Regions from separate parts of the Mus musculus genome. Here region 1 is linked to region 2. The links are chromatin contacts, found by POLR2A ChIA-PET in ENCODE. All regions are on one chromosome and are shown on one strand. The core of a region is the stretch at or near the end of the contact, and the rest is flanking DNA. Distances in the headings are between cores, read along the strand shown. Region 1 holds the start of Csrp2 (cysteine and glycine-rich protein 2). Region 2 holds the start of Zdhhc17 (zinc finger, DHHC domain containing 17).

What was found. ChIA-PET counts read pairs that join two places held with the same protein, here RNA polymerase II (POLR2A).
Region 1: POLR2A ChIA-PET joins it to region 2 with 10 read pairs in Patski. The contact joins the promoter of Csrp2 here to the promoter of Zdhhc17 in region 2. POLR2A ChIA-PET finds 5 or more read pairs at or near these places in 3 of 5 experiments (Patski and embryonic stem cell).

Annotation. Positions count from the first base shown.
Region 1 is chr10:110,917,329-110,923,763 of GRCm38, reverse strand. It overlaps Csrp2 (cysteine and glycine-rich protein 2), which reads right to left and starts at 3,588. Exons shown (of 6, transcript NM_007792.4): 1 at 3,510-3,588.
Region 2 is chr10:111,008,047-111,014,111 of GRCm38, reverse strand. It overlaps Zdhhc17 (zinc finger, DHHC domain containing 17), which reads left to right and starts at 4,046. Exons shown (of 17, transcript NM_172554.2): 1 at 4,046-4,174. The coding sequence starts at 4,082.

The sequences.
Region 1 (6,435 bases), core at 2,339-4,838, 90 kb after region 2:
GGTGCCCCCAAACTGTGATGTTTCAACAAGAAGCTCTTCCTAGTTCTCTCTGCTCACCGAAGTCTAATGTCACCATGGAAAGAAACCTCCCCTCGACTGAGTGACCCTGGCCTCTTCGCGTTAGCTAATGTGCATGCCGTCACCACAATGCCTTCAACGGGAGGACAGCAAAATTCTTGACATGGATGTGGGTGGTACCTGCCCGGTCACACTCTGTAATTAAACGCGGATATGCTGTAAGTTTGGTAATCTCTGGACCCAACCCATCCCAGAGCAATCAGCAATCTGTGAATGTGACCAGATACTTCAGAACTATTCACACAATTCAACATCCTCACCTTCTGCACATGGAGAACCTGGATTTAGATGCCAAGATTCCTGCGTATTTGGCAAATGATAAAGATAACATTTTATCTGCCAGTTTTCTTATTTTAAAAATGAAAGTGATGCTGATTTATATCATAAAGCTGTTCTGAGATTAAACAATATATGCAAACCACCCTTACAATAGTGTCTGTTACATAGCAGGTAGTCACAATGACAAATACTCCTGTAATATTTACCATATTCATTTACATTGTTTATTGATATAGTCTTCACAACTAAATGGTAAGTAGGCATTGCCATGATTCTCATTTTTTATGGCTGGAAAACCTGGTAAATATTAACTATGAAAACAAGAGACTTAGAACACCAATAGAGCTCACTGGCAGCCACAGAGATAGCAGTACTGTCACCTGTGGCTATGCCAAAGATTCGTAGCATTTGCTATACTAGATTCGATTCTCTCTCCATTCCTTTTGTGAAGCCACCAGGAAACCGTTCCTACAGTTAACTGTCAAGGCCCTTCGCCTTGCTGTATCCAAATCTGTCTGAACTTTTATTACTAGGCAAAAGCAATTAGTACTGTTGGCACAAGGAGCTCGTGAAAATGCAAGGACCTGGCTAAGTCTCTGCAAATGATTCACACACAGTACACTATGGCTCTCCCTCTACAGCCTACAACAATAAAATCTAACAGCCAGAAGCCGCGCCTTGCTTTCCCTAGAATGCAGAATGAGAAGCAGTCCTCTAGATCTTGATTTTCAATGCAAGAAATTCAACTCCTTCAAATCTCAGTCACACGTGCTGTCTCTTATATATTTAAAAACGTTTTGGACCAGGCACAGGTCTGTAATCCCAGCTTAGTTGGGAGACTCTGACAGGATGGTCTAAAGTTCAAGGCCAGCCTAGGAAACTGCAAAATTTTGTCTCAAAATGAAAAAAATTAAAAGGGTGGATTGTGGCTCCCTTCAGAGTCCTTGCTTAGTATTCACGAGGTCCTAGGTTCAAGCCCAGTACTATAAACAACACACAACAAGAAGCCACAGGTTTGGAGAAGAGGCCTGGGACATACAAACAGGATTCCTTCCCTAGGTGTTACCCAACCGACAGGACCCAGGAGCTGGCAAGCAAATTCCAGTCCAGGCAGTGATGGAGTCCTGAGGAAACCTCGGGAGGTCTGAGGATGGAGGGAAGGGCTGGGGGATGTTCAAGTGGAAGTCCCCTCTCTCTGGAGAGACTCCCACCAAGAACCATTTCACTCCAAGTTTCAGAAAGCGCAGGAAGTTATCTAAAACCACAAGCAACCCACCACATACATATCCCTAAGGTTGTACCTTGTACTTAGGCATTCCTTACACACACACCCTACCCAGACACACCCTTTCCCTCTCCCCCACCACCCCAGCAAGGATGCTATTAGACCTATTTCACAAGGCTGAGACCAGAGAGTGTTAACGTGTTAGGGGCACCAAACCAAGGGGTACTGACTTGGGAGTGACACTCTAGACTTGATTTCTGCCCTCCCATGTTACACCTCCTCTCCCTTAGAGGGTCCCCTATGTCCATCTCATTCATCCCTCTCATTTGTAACAGAAGGAAAATGGAAACCAAAGGCTTGAGCTCTCAAAGCTATGTATTGACAGAGTTATGCCTGGACCTAGTATCCTGTCCCCCTACTTGATACCAACATTTATGCTATCTTTTAATAAAGATACAATTTCCCTCAAGTCCAAGACTGTGCAACTTCACCAGGATGGCCCTCCAATCAGTACTGATTTTAGCATGCTCTTGAGCATATTCCATATCAGCCAAAAATTTTCAAACAAGATTGGGAGGAATCTGTTAACAATTTATGGTGTTAAAAAAAAAAAAAAAAAACACCACGTTGGCTGAAATCTGTTAATAAATATCTACTGCTCCCCACAACGGGGCCTTGTCTGTTCCCGCCTTCTTTATTCAGTTAACAAGCACCGAGGTGTGCTCCAACATATTCAAGATAACTAAGCAAACAGTGTTCCAGAGACTCATGGGATGTATACGTCTATGGCAACCTGGCTATAAAAAGTGGGGTCAAACAGCCTTGAGGAGTAATGAAGGAATTATCAGTAACAATTACAAGGCAATGGCAGAGAATAGGGTCCCAAATGTCACTTGTATGCAGTGTTGAGATTGTATGAGTCTCTCTTTTGAAATCTACCGTTTAAATCTTTCTTGAAGAATCTGGGTACAAGAATCACTTCCTTTTTGGATTCTTTGGTTTTATGTAAGTAGAGATTAAGCACGCATTGAAAAAGTCAATAATTTAACTATTTTCGCTGCCCAAGTTAAAAAATTACTACACCCAGCCCCCCCCCCGCCCCGAACTGAAAAGCATTTAATAAAGTAAAAATGTATGCGACTCAAACAAAACAGGTCAAACCAAATATTTACTCAAAAAGTAATCAGGTAAACAAATAAAGTTCAAAGTCCTGGCTTCCAAGGGGGCAGAAGTTTCAAGAGCTCTCCCCTCACCTCACCCCTTACCTCACGGATGCCTATAACTATTATCTAGCTCTGAACCCATACTGTGACTTTTAGGACCTGTTGCAGAATTTCAGAACCAAGCAATGCTGTATCCTTGTTTGTACTTTAAAGGTAGAAAGCACCAGGAAAAGCTAGGAATGTTCAACTAGAATTTCACTATGGTTCCTTCTGTGCCGGGTGGGCAGAGACCACCGAACAAAGGCGATGGCCAGGAGCTCCGTTTCGCCACAGGAGAACTGGAGCTCAGAGGGTATGGAGACGCCCACCACCCCAGAGTACCCACCCAATTCCCGAGAAGGTCGTCAGGGCTGGGCAGACACACCCTTGGGGCACTGGAGCCCCGAAGCCTCTAACCCCTCCTACCCGAAGGGGAGAATCAGCCCTGGGAGGGAGCCTGGGGCTACAAAAAGAGGCATTGGCGGCCACGAGAAACTCCCAGCTCGCCTCTCTCCCAGAGAACAGGATGGAAAATTAAAGGTCACAGGGGATGATTTACCTGCCCCAAGGACATGAGGTCCCAGGGCAGGGATGGTCTGGGGGCGACAGCAGGTGTGCTAGTGGACCCCGCATTGGGGCAGAAGTGAGAGGACGGGTGGAAGCATAGTCAGGAGCAGGGGTGGAGATGACAGGGACCGCGGGGCTGCAGGCTTCCTAGGACTCACCCGAGTGGGAGGAGGGAGCACGCGGCGGGCGGAGCTAACGAGGTCTGACCGAGGAAAGCCGCGGGCGGATCCGGAGACTGGCGGGAGCGCGTGTGCCCGCTTTTAAAGACTTATGTTGGGCGTGGCCTTGTTCGCCACGCCCATCATCGGTCATGCCCCTCGGGGTGTGCGATGGTCTCCGCCCGGCCCGCTGAGCTGGGCTCCCGCTGCGGGTTTCGAGCTCTGGCCCCGAGACAAAAGACCGGAATCCCGCCTCTTCCTGCGGCTTCCCGCGCGTCCGAGTCTCCCACCGTCTCCGGCTGCTCCTACCCGCCGGTCCCGGGACGTCCGGAGCACTCAGGATCGGCCCGGAGCCAGCGAGATCCGGTGTCGCCCCGTGGGATTCCCGCCACCCTTTACTGCACAAACGCCATATGTTAGCCTCCGGGGTGCAGGACTCCCCGGTGCAGGATAGTCTCTGGTCAGAATCCCGGCTTCTGGAATCCGCAGCTTTCCTGTCGCGAAAGAGCTGCATTCCTCATCTAGACTAAACAAATGACGTTATGAAAACACCTCATTCCCCAAGTGTTTTGCTTTCCCCCACCACTCTTTGCTGAGGGGGGAAGAAACCCACAACCCACGCAGAAACCCTGGCGCCAAAAGGCTTCGGGTTTCAGTTTGCAATTGTTTGCAGTTGTCCGAAAAGTCCAGGGATGTCTCGCCGGCGAAGACAGCAGAAAGGACCTAAAATCTGGGCTTGAGGTGACATATTATTGTTCTAGACAAAAAGCAAAATAATGTCATCTCTATCTGGTTTGTATTCTAGGACATTTGGTGATCCACTTCTCTGTCATCAGTAGTGGGTTGCCCTAAGAATTAGTATTTGAAGAGTGGTGACCTCCACGCCGCAATAGGCAGCGACCAAAACTACTCCCCTCTGTCACAAATCGATCACCCCTTTCATCCAGGCGCAACATCATGCTGTTAATAGCCTAGTTCTTTGGTGGGGGTTAGGATGACTTTAACTGATAGATGCCAGTACCCTCGCGTTGCGACAATAAAAAATTTCCCGCTTACGTTGCCAAAGGCCCTGTTAGGGGGGGTAGGAGGAGGCAGAGTTGAGGAAGGCCCCTCCGGTGACAAAGTACAGGCCTGGTTTATGCCTTTTTATGTCGTATGCTGGGCCCAATCCAAAATAAGCTCGTAATTGCAGCCAGATTCTCTGTCCACCAAGGACTGTTGAAAAACAGTGCAAGTAGTGATTGACATCTCCCCCAGATTGCGGCAGGAGTTTGAAAGCATGGGTGCCTGCTGTGAGCTTTTCTAAATACCAGCAATTCTTACATTCACGATTCCGATCTGTTTGCTTTACCTCCGCAGCTTGCTGCACTTCTTACGGGAGGGGCTTCTGGTTTGTTTTCACTGAAGGAAGCAGGGTAGTTCATGTTCCCTTTTTTTCAGCAAGCGATTGTCCTTTTTCTGCTACTCCTGAGGTCCACTAGAGTTTCTCTGAGGAAGGGGCCTAAGGACTGGACCTGTTGTTTTTCTGTCAAACTATCTGTCCCTACAGTCTAAGGTCAAAACTTATCATGTGTAGCAAAGCTATTTATGGAAGTTGTGGTGGGTTTGAACGAAGACGGCCCCATAGGCTCATAGGAAGCGGCACTATTTGAAGGTGTGGCCATTTTGAGTGGGCGTGGCCTCTTTAGAGGCAGTGTGTCATTGGGGGTGGGCTTTGAGGTTTCAGAAGCGTAAGGTCCAGTGTGTCTCTTTCTTCCTGCTGCCTGCCCACCAAGATGTAGAATTCTCAGCTGTCTCTCCAGCCTCACAGCCTGTGTGCTGCTATGTTCTCCGCCACGATGATAATGGACTAAACCTCTGAACTGTAAGCCAGCTCCAATGAACTATTTTTCTTTATAAGACTTGTGACAGGAGCTGGTGAGATAGCTCAGTGAGTAAGAGCACTGACTGCTCTTCTGAAGGTCCTGAGTTCAAATCCCAGCAACCACAATGTAGCTCACAACCATCTGTAATGAGACCTGACGCCCTCTTCTGGAGTGTCTGAAGACAGCTATAGTGTACTTACATATAATAAATAAATAAATCTTAAAAAAAAAAAAGACTTGTAACATCTTTTCACAAAAATAGAAACCCTAAGACAAAAGTAGTTCTGTTGTCTGTTCTCTGTATATATTTCAGTAAACCCGGGACTGGTGTACATTGATTTTTTTTAAATGTATTTGTATTTAACTATCAATATTTTAAAATATCATTTACTTATTTAAATGTTTAAAGTCGGAATTTCAGTTGTGAATGTGAATAAGTTCTTTTAGCTTTTAAAATAGAAATGGTAGTGAGAAAAGGTGTGACTTTTGGCTAGAACACGTGGTCTCAACACTCAGCTCCGCAGTGTGCCAGCTTGGTTCTGAAACAGCCTCGCAGGCAGTGATTCTCGACCTTCCTAACACTGCAACCCTTTAATGCAGTTCCTCATGTTGTGATGACCCCTTACCATGAAATCAGCCCCAGTGACATACTCCTTCCAACAAGGCCACACCTCCTAATCCTTCTCAAACAGTGCCATTCCTCGTGACTGGACACTCAAACATAGGAGCTCATGGAGGCCATTCTTATTCAAGCCATCACATCTATAAGATAACACTATGCAGCTTGTAAGAGAACAAATGATTTGCTGTATGCAAAATACCAAGCATAGCACCCGGCCCAAGCTAAATATTCCCTAGGTGATTGTTATATTAGGAATGGATATCATAAAACCCCGTTTTGCTTTTTAAAGAAAGAAGCAGAGGTCGTCTTCTGCTAACCAGTCAAGATACCTTCTTAAAGGTTTTGAAGTAGAGAGGTATTAAGTGTTCTCTAAAACAACTAGGAGAATTTAGTAGAAAGAGATTTGTGTGCCTGGAGAAGGGCTAGTTGGAAAAATTCA
Region 2 (6,065 bases), core at 2,797-5,296:
TACTTCTGTGGAATTCTGGTGCATATTGAAGACCAGCTGAAGCATCCAGCCTCGTAGACTGAACAACTAGTAGATTCTGGGAACTTCCATTGGGAGACAGTCATTGTTGGACCAGCTGGGCCACAGCCTGCAAGCCATTCTAACAAATGCCCTTTATGTGTGTGTTTGTTCTGTTTTCCATATTAACGGCACCATTTTGCATTTAAACCAACATGGTTCACAGTAGCCAAGATATGACGAGCATGTAAACAGATAATGCAAATATACCGATTGCTATCACATATGACATAGATGAACCTTGGGTTTACACTGTGTTAAGTCAAATAAGCCAGTCATAGAGCAGGAATGCTGCATGCTTCTGCTTATATGAGGCACATGGAGACAAACTGATAGAAGCACAGCGGGTTGTTGGCAGGAGCTGTTGTACATTGTGTATACATTGTATTAGCTGCCGGATGAGATCAAGGGATCCCTTGCACAACATTATACCTATAGCTAACAGTGCTGTGCTATGCAGTTAACAGTTCAGCTCTCATGTTAAATGCTCTTACTGTGATAAAAAAAAAAAAAAAAAAAAAAAAAAAAAAAAAAAAAAAAAAAAAAAAAAAACCAAACCACTGAATAGGGGGCTAGAGAGATGGTTCAATGGTTAAGAACATTTGCTGCTCCTGCAGAGGACTGGAGTCTGCCTCCTAGAACCAACATCCAGCAAACCATCTGTAATTCCAGCTCCAGGGACTCCAACGCCTCTGGCTCTTGTGGACAACTACACTTGCGTGCACATATCCACAGGCAGGCACACATACCTACATTTTTTTTTCAAATAACCTAATACACCAAATATTTCTTCACAGATAGTTATAACAGAAGAAATATGGATGGCGTTGAAGGAGCCAACCAGGAAGTTCAGGTGGATCCTGACGTGGTTCTGTTACAGCCTGGTTCTGTGCCTTTCAGTGGGTTTCTAAGTCCCCCATCATTTGCCTATTGTGAGATGGTAAAACTGGAGTAGTACTAGACAGTGGCTAATGTGTTTAGCTTGCACTGTCTCTCAGGTTCCCTCTGAAGCCATGTCTACACCACCACAGCCCGTGCCTTCCAGGGTTCCTCAGTCTAAATTCACTTCGCTGTTCTTTCCTTAACAAATCAATGGCTCTCTTTGAACTTTGTCCCTTTTATTTTTTATCTATGAATGCCATTCATGGGATCAGTACACTTACCTGCCGTACTGACAGTCTCTTGAAAACATTATCAGATTTAGGCTGTGTAGATAAGAACCCTGAGGCTCACAAGGCAGAGTCTGGATAAAGCCAACTGCTTCATTTTGGTCCGCACTAAACCTAGCTCAGTTTGACATGACATGCTTTCTCAAGACCCACTGCTCTGTTTCAGTCTTTTGTTCTGAGGCAGTCAGGCAACAAGGTCCAGGCTGGCTTGTAAACGCCACCTCTTGAGTGTGCCCCTGTTGATGAAAATGAAAATGGACACATTTGCTCTGGGAGTGCCAGTTGTTCCTTCAGTAATTATTTATTTCAGCTGTACTGCAATGAGGACAGAAGACATGGGTTTTTCATTCTCTGCATTGCTTCCCTTTCAGCCACTTTTAATAGTAATGCTTTCCTCTAGAAGCTGTAGGCTTCTCAGAAGCTACAAACACAAATGGCTCCAATAGTCAGTCAGATAAAGACAATGAGTAAGAAGTCTATGTCCAGTGGTGGCTGAGCAAGAAGGCTCAGGTGCCCCAGGTTTTCCAGATAGGCACCTAGACTTTCTTCCCTTCCTTCCTCCCTCCCTCTTTCTTTCTTTTTCTTTCTTTCTTTCTTTCTTTCTTTCTTTCTTTCTTTCTTTCTTTCTTTCTTTCTTCCTTCCTTCCTTTCTTTCTTTCCTTCCTTCCTTCCCTCTCTCTCTCTTTCCTTCCTTCTCTCTCTTTCTTTCCTTCCTTCTCTCTCTCTTTCTTTCTTTCTTCAGACGAGGAAGGATTAATTTCGGTCTATGGTTTTGGAGGTTTCAGTTATCTTTGTCTTCATTGATTCTTGGCCTGAGTGAAGCCAAGCATCGTGGTAGTGGGAGCATCATGGAAAAAGCAGGTTGACTCATAGTGGACAGAAAGAAGAAAGAGCCAACGACAAAACAAAACCAACAACAAAATCCCTACATTAAAAAAAAAAAAAGAAATATCTTGATTTACTTAATTTTGTTATCTAGTTAACCTACAGCTTTTTAAATTACCAAACCACCACGTGGGCTAAACAGTAGATTTTGCTGACTCAATTAATTTGGACCGTTCTTTCAAAGCCCTCTGTGAACCCAGGCTTCTCAGGTTGAACACCTCTTTTATGAAGATGTCCACCATACACCTGCACTCCATGGGCACTCATACAAATTATTTTGTTTTTGTTCCCCATACCTAGTTCTGTCGTTCATTTCATGTTGGTTTGAATGCCACACCCTCTCAACTGTTTCTTTACTCTTTTTTTTTCCCCTAGATTTGGGTAAATGCAAAAGCCTAAGGGTAAGGAGATCGAGCCTGTAATATTACAGGAAAAAAAAAAAAGAGTCTGTTCATGCTGACACGTGACTGAAGAAAATTTCGGTGCTGTGAACGAAAAACTAGGAATTCTGTTTAGAATTGCATGGTTTCTGGTTTCTGCCAGGACAAAAAAAGAAAGAAAGAAAAAAAAAAAAAGAAGAAAAGAAAATCGGTCCGTGCCGGAAGGAAAAGCCCTGCTGAGAGGATACACACAGAGACAGGCAGCGCCAAAGAGACCGCTTCTTTCCCCCCACCAGAAGCAGCTATAAAATAGCATATTCATCCTTTTTCTGAGTGATTACTGCCCGTTTACCGACGAATACTAGGTCTACTTTGCCGTTTTCATTTGTTACTGGGAGAGCACAGTATTGAACGGACCTAGCCTCGTGATCTCGTCCAATGCCTTGTTACTCCTGGTTTTTCCTCACCTCCTCAGAATCGATTATGTCCAATCCAGAACCGATCTCAGCTCTCCCCAGACCCTCCTCAGATTCTTTTGGCGGGAATATAAACCTTACAAAGGGGTTTCCTCTTCCATGCCCCATCCTTTTTTCCTCTGACGTGCCTTCCTCCCGATCTACCAGTAAATCTGGCTTTGTCCGACTGCAGGTTTTTTCCCCTCTGGTGATCTTTGGCTGATTTGGCTTTGACAGGGGACTGGTTAGTATCAGAATCTCTAATCAGATCGCTCTTTGCTAAATGTTCCCTGGCGCTGTAGAGATTTACAATCCCTAGTAGCCCAAACCAGAAACAAATCCTTTCTGCAATTGTTCCATCAGCCCCCTCCCAACCCCAATATCCTCTTAAAGCCGGCTTTAATCATTTTTATCTGGGTCACACTCTAGAGCTTTCATTTTAAAAAGGTTTCACTTTTGAATCCCCGGGTCCCTATTAAAATGCAGCAGATGGGAAAGTGTGGGGCTTTGACCTTGTCAAAAGCAAGGATTTTAAAAAAAAATGCCCTAGCTCAATCGCAAAGAGGGCATCACACAACAAAAGCTTTTTCAAGGAAGCCAATTTTTTTTTTTTTTTTTTTTGTCCTTGCTTCTCCCGGTGTCCCCGAGGCACAGGTGCGGAGGCGAGGAGAACGCATCCTTGCTCTCCCAGGGTCACACCCTAAGCCCTTCCAGCCCTTGGAAGGCTCGGGACCCTGCCCTGCGCGGCTCTGGATCTCCGTCTTGTGTCGCGCGCGGCCTTTCCCGGGTGGCCGGAGCCGAGGAGCAGCAGCAGCAGCAGCAGCAGCATCGGCCTCCGACCGGGACCCGCCCCCGGGCCGCGGCGCCCACGCCCAACGCGGTCCGCTGCCCCGGCGCAGTGCAGCAGAGAGCACACTCCAGCCCCGGGCCGGGTCGGGCCGGGCCGGCGCACGCGCATCGGGACCCGCGCCCTCCGCGGCGGGAGGGGCTGAGGGGGCGTCCCGGGGGCTCGGAGGGAAGAGGAGGTGGCGGCGGTGGCGGTGGCGCCGCGTCGCCCTCATCCGGGCTCGCGCTCGCCCTCGCGCTCGCCCTCCGCCTTGCCGAGCCCCGCGAGGCTGAAACGCTTTCTCCCAGCATGCAGCGGGAGGAGGGATTTAACACCAAGATGGCGGACGGCCCGGATGAGTACGAGACCGAAACGGGCTGCGTGCCCCTTCTCCACCCGGAGGTGAGGGACGGCGCCGAGCGCCTTCCCGGGACCCTGCGGTCCCGCGGCCTCGCTCCCTCAGCCTCGCCCGGGGCGGCGGCCGAGGCGTCCGGCGCGGTGACCTGTGGCGGGACCCCGGGGGAGGCTGAAGAAAGCGAGTCCAGGCCCGAGCGCGGCGGCGAGCGAGCGGATAACGGGGGAGGAGATAGCGGGGCGGGCCCGGCCGGGGCGGGCTCTGGGACGCCGTCCCTGGCGGTGCCTGGAGGACAGAGGTGGGGATGGCGATGGTCCTGTGGTGTCGCCGCGCTGCCTGCGGGTGCAGGGGCGACGGGGGCCTGCTGACACTTTGGAACCTCGGCCGGAGCCCCTGGTCTCGCTCCAAGCCTCCCCAGGCAGGGGAGGCAGCCGATCTGCTGTTTGGTTTTAACTCTCTCCTCGTCCCCTCTTTCTCGGTGGCGGATGACACGACCCTTCCCATCAGTTCACTCGTTCCCCGGGGATCGTAGTTTTCCTGGGCAAAGTGATGTCCTTCCAGATTATGCCATAGCAACCAGCTCGCCGCTGGGGACAGCGAATTTCGGGGTGTGTTTGCCCTTAGGCTATTAAAAAGAAAAGAAAAGAAAACAACAAAAAAACAAAAAGAGAGAGGGTCTGAACTTTGGCGAATAAACGCACGCACCCATTAGCTTGTCACAAAGTAGCGCTGTTTGGGGACTGTCAGGGAGGGTAGACAGCGCAACACGTTTCCCACCGTTTTTTCTTTTGTATCTCCTGGACGGGAACAGTTTTCTCTGCCGGAGCCGTCAGGTTCTGCCCGTTGTTTACCTCCCAGTTTGTAGCTGAGTTTGTGTTTAGTAAAGGCCTGGAAGCAATTCTTTGTGTATCCAGGTTTGTTGATTATTATTATTATTATTATTATTATTATTATTATTATCATCGGTGCACGGTGAGATGCGGGGAGGGCAGGAAAGTGTAGCGCAGCTTCCTGCAGAACTCAGGTCGTGTTTTGAGGTTGAGAATGGTGTCCAGATCCGTGGTGTTCGAATAAACGTGGTTACTTTGCATTCGATTGATTTTATTTCTTCCTGGCTTTTGTGTCTTGTTTTTTTTTTTTTAATTGTAAATACAAAGGACCACTTTCGTATTAATACCCTATTATCTCTTAACTTGATCATACACACACACACACACACACACACACACACACACACACATACACACACACACACAAACTGAGACAGTTTCTTAGAAATATATGCTGAGACAAGTCTCATTAGAAAAGACTGTTTTGGGTTTCTGACACAGCTATGCAGTAAGAAGAAACTTTCTGAAAAATTAAAGTGGCAATAAACTTAGAAAGATTTCTTTTGGTTTACACAAGGTCCTAAAATATGTCCAGAAAGTTTTCAGATGTTGTGTTGTATTTGGGGTTAAGGAATATTTCTGCTCATCGGTTCCTGTGGGTATATTTCAAGCACTTAAAAGTGTCTTATGTATTTTAATGTACTGTGGCACTCAGTGGATGTTTGGAGGTAGAGAGAGACGGATTAGGAGCTCAAAGCTATCTTTGAGAGTATAATGTGTTGGAAGCCAGCTTGTGGCTCAGTGAGACCAAACTATACACACACACACACACACACACACACACAAAAAAACAAAAACAAAAACAAAAACCTTTCCTCTTTGTAAAAATGTATGTTGTTTGTTACCCTAAACATAATTTTGCAGGGTGTGGTCATTCACACCCAGTACTTGGGAGTCAGGAATGTCTCTGAGTTTGAAGTCAGACTAATCCACATAGCAAGTTCCAGGCCAGCCAGGGCTGCATAGGGGCACTGTGTCTCAAAACAGTTGTTGTTTTTCTTAACCTACTAGTAAATCTAGAGATTGCTTGGTATATAGAGAGCTTGAA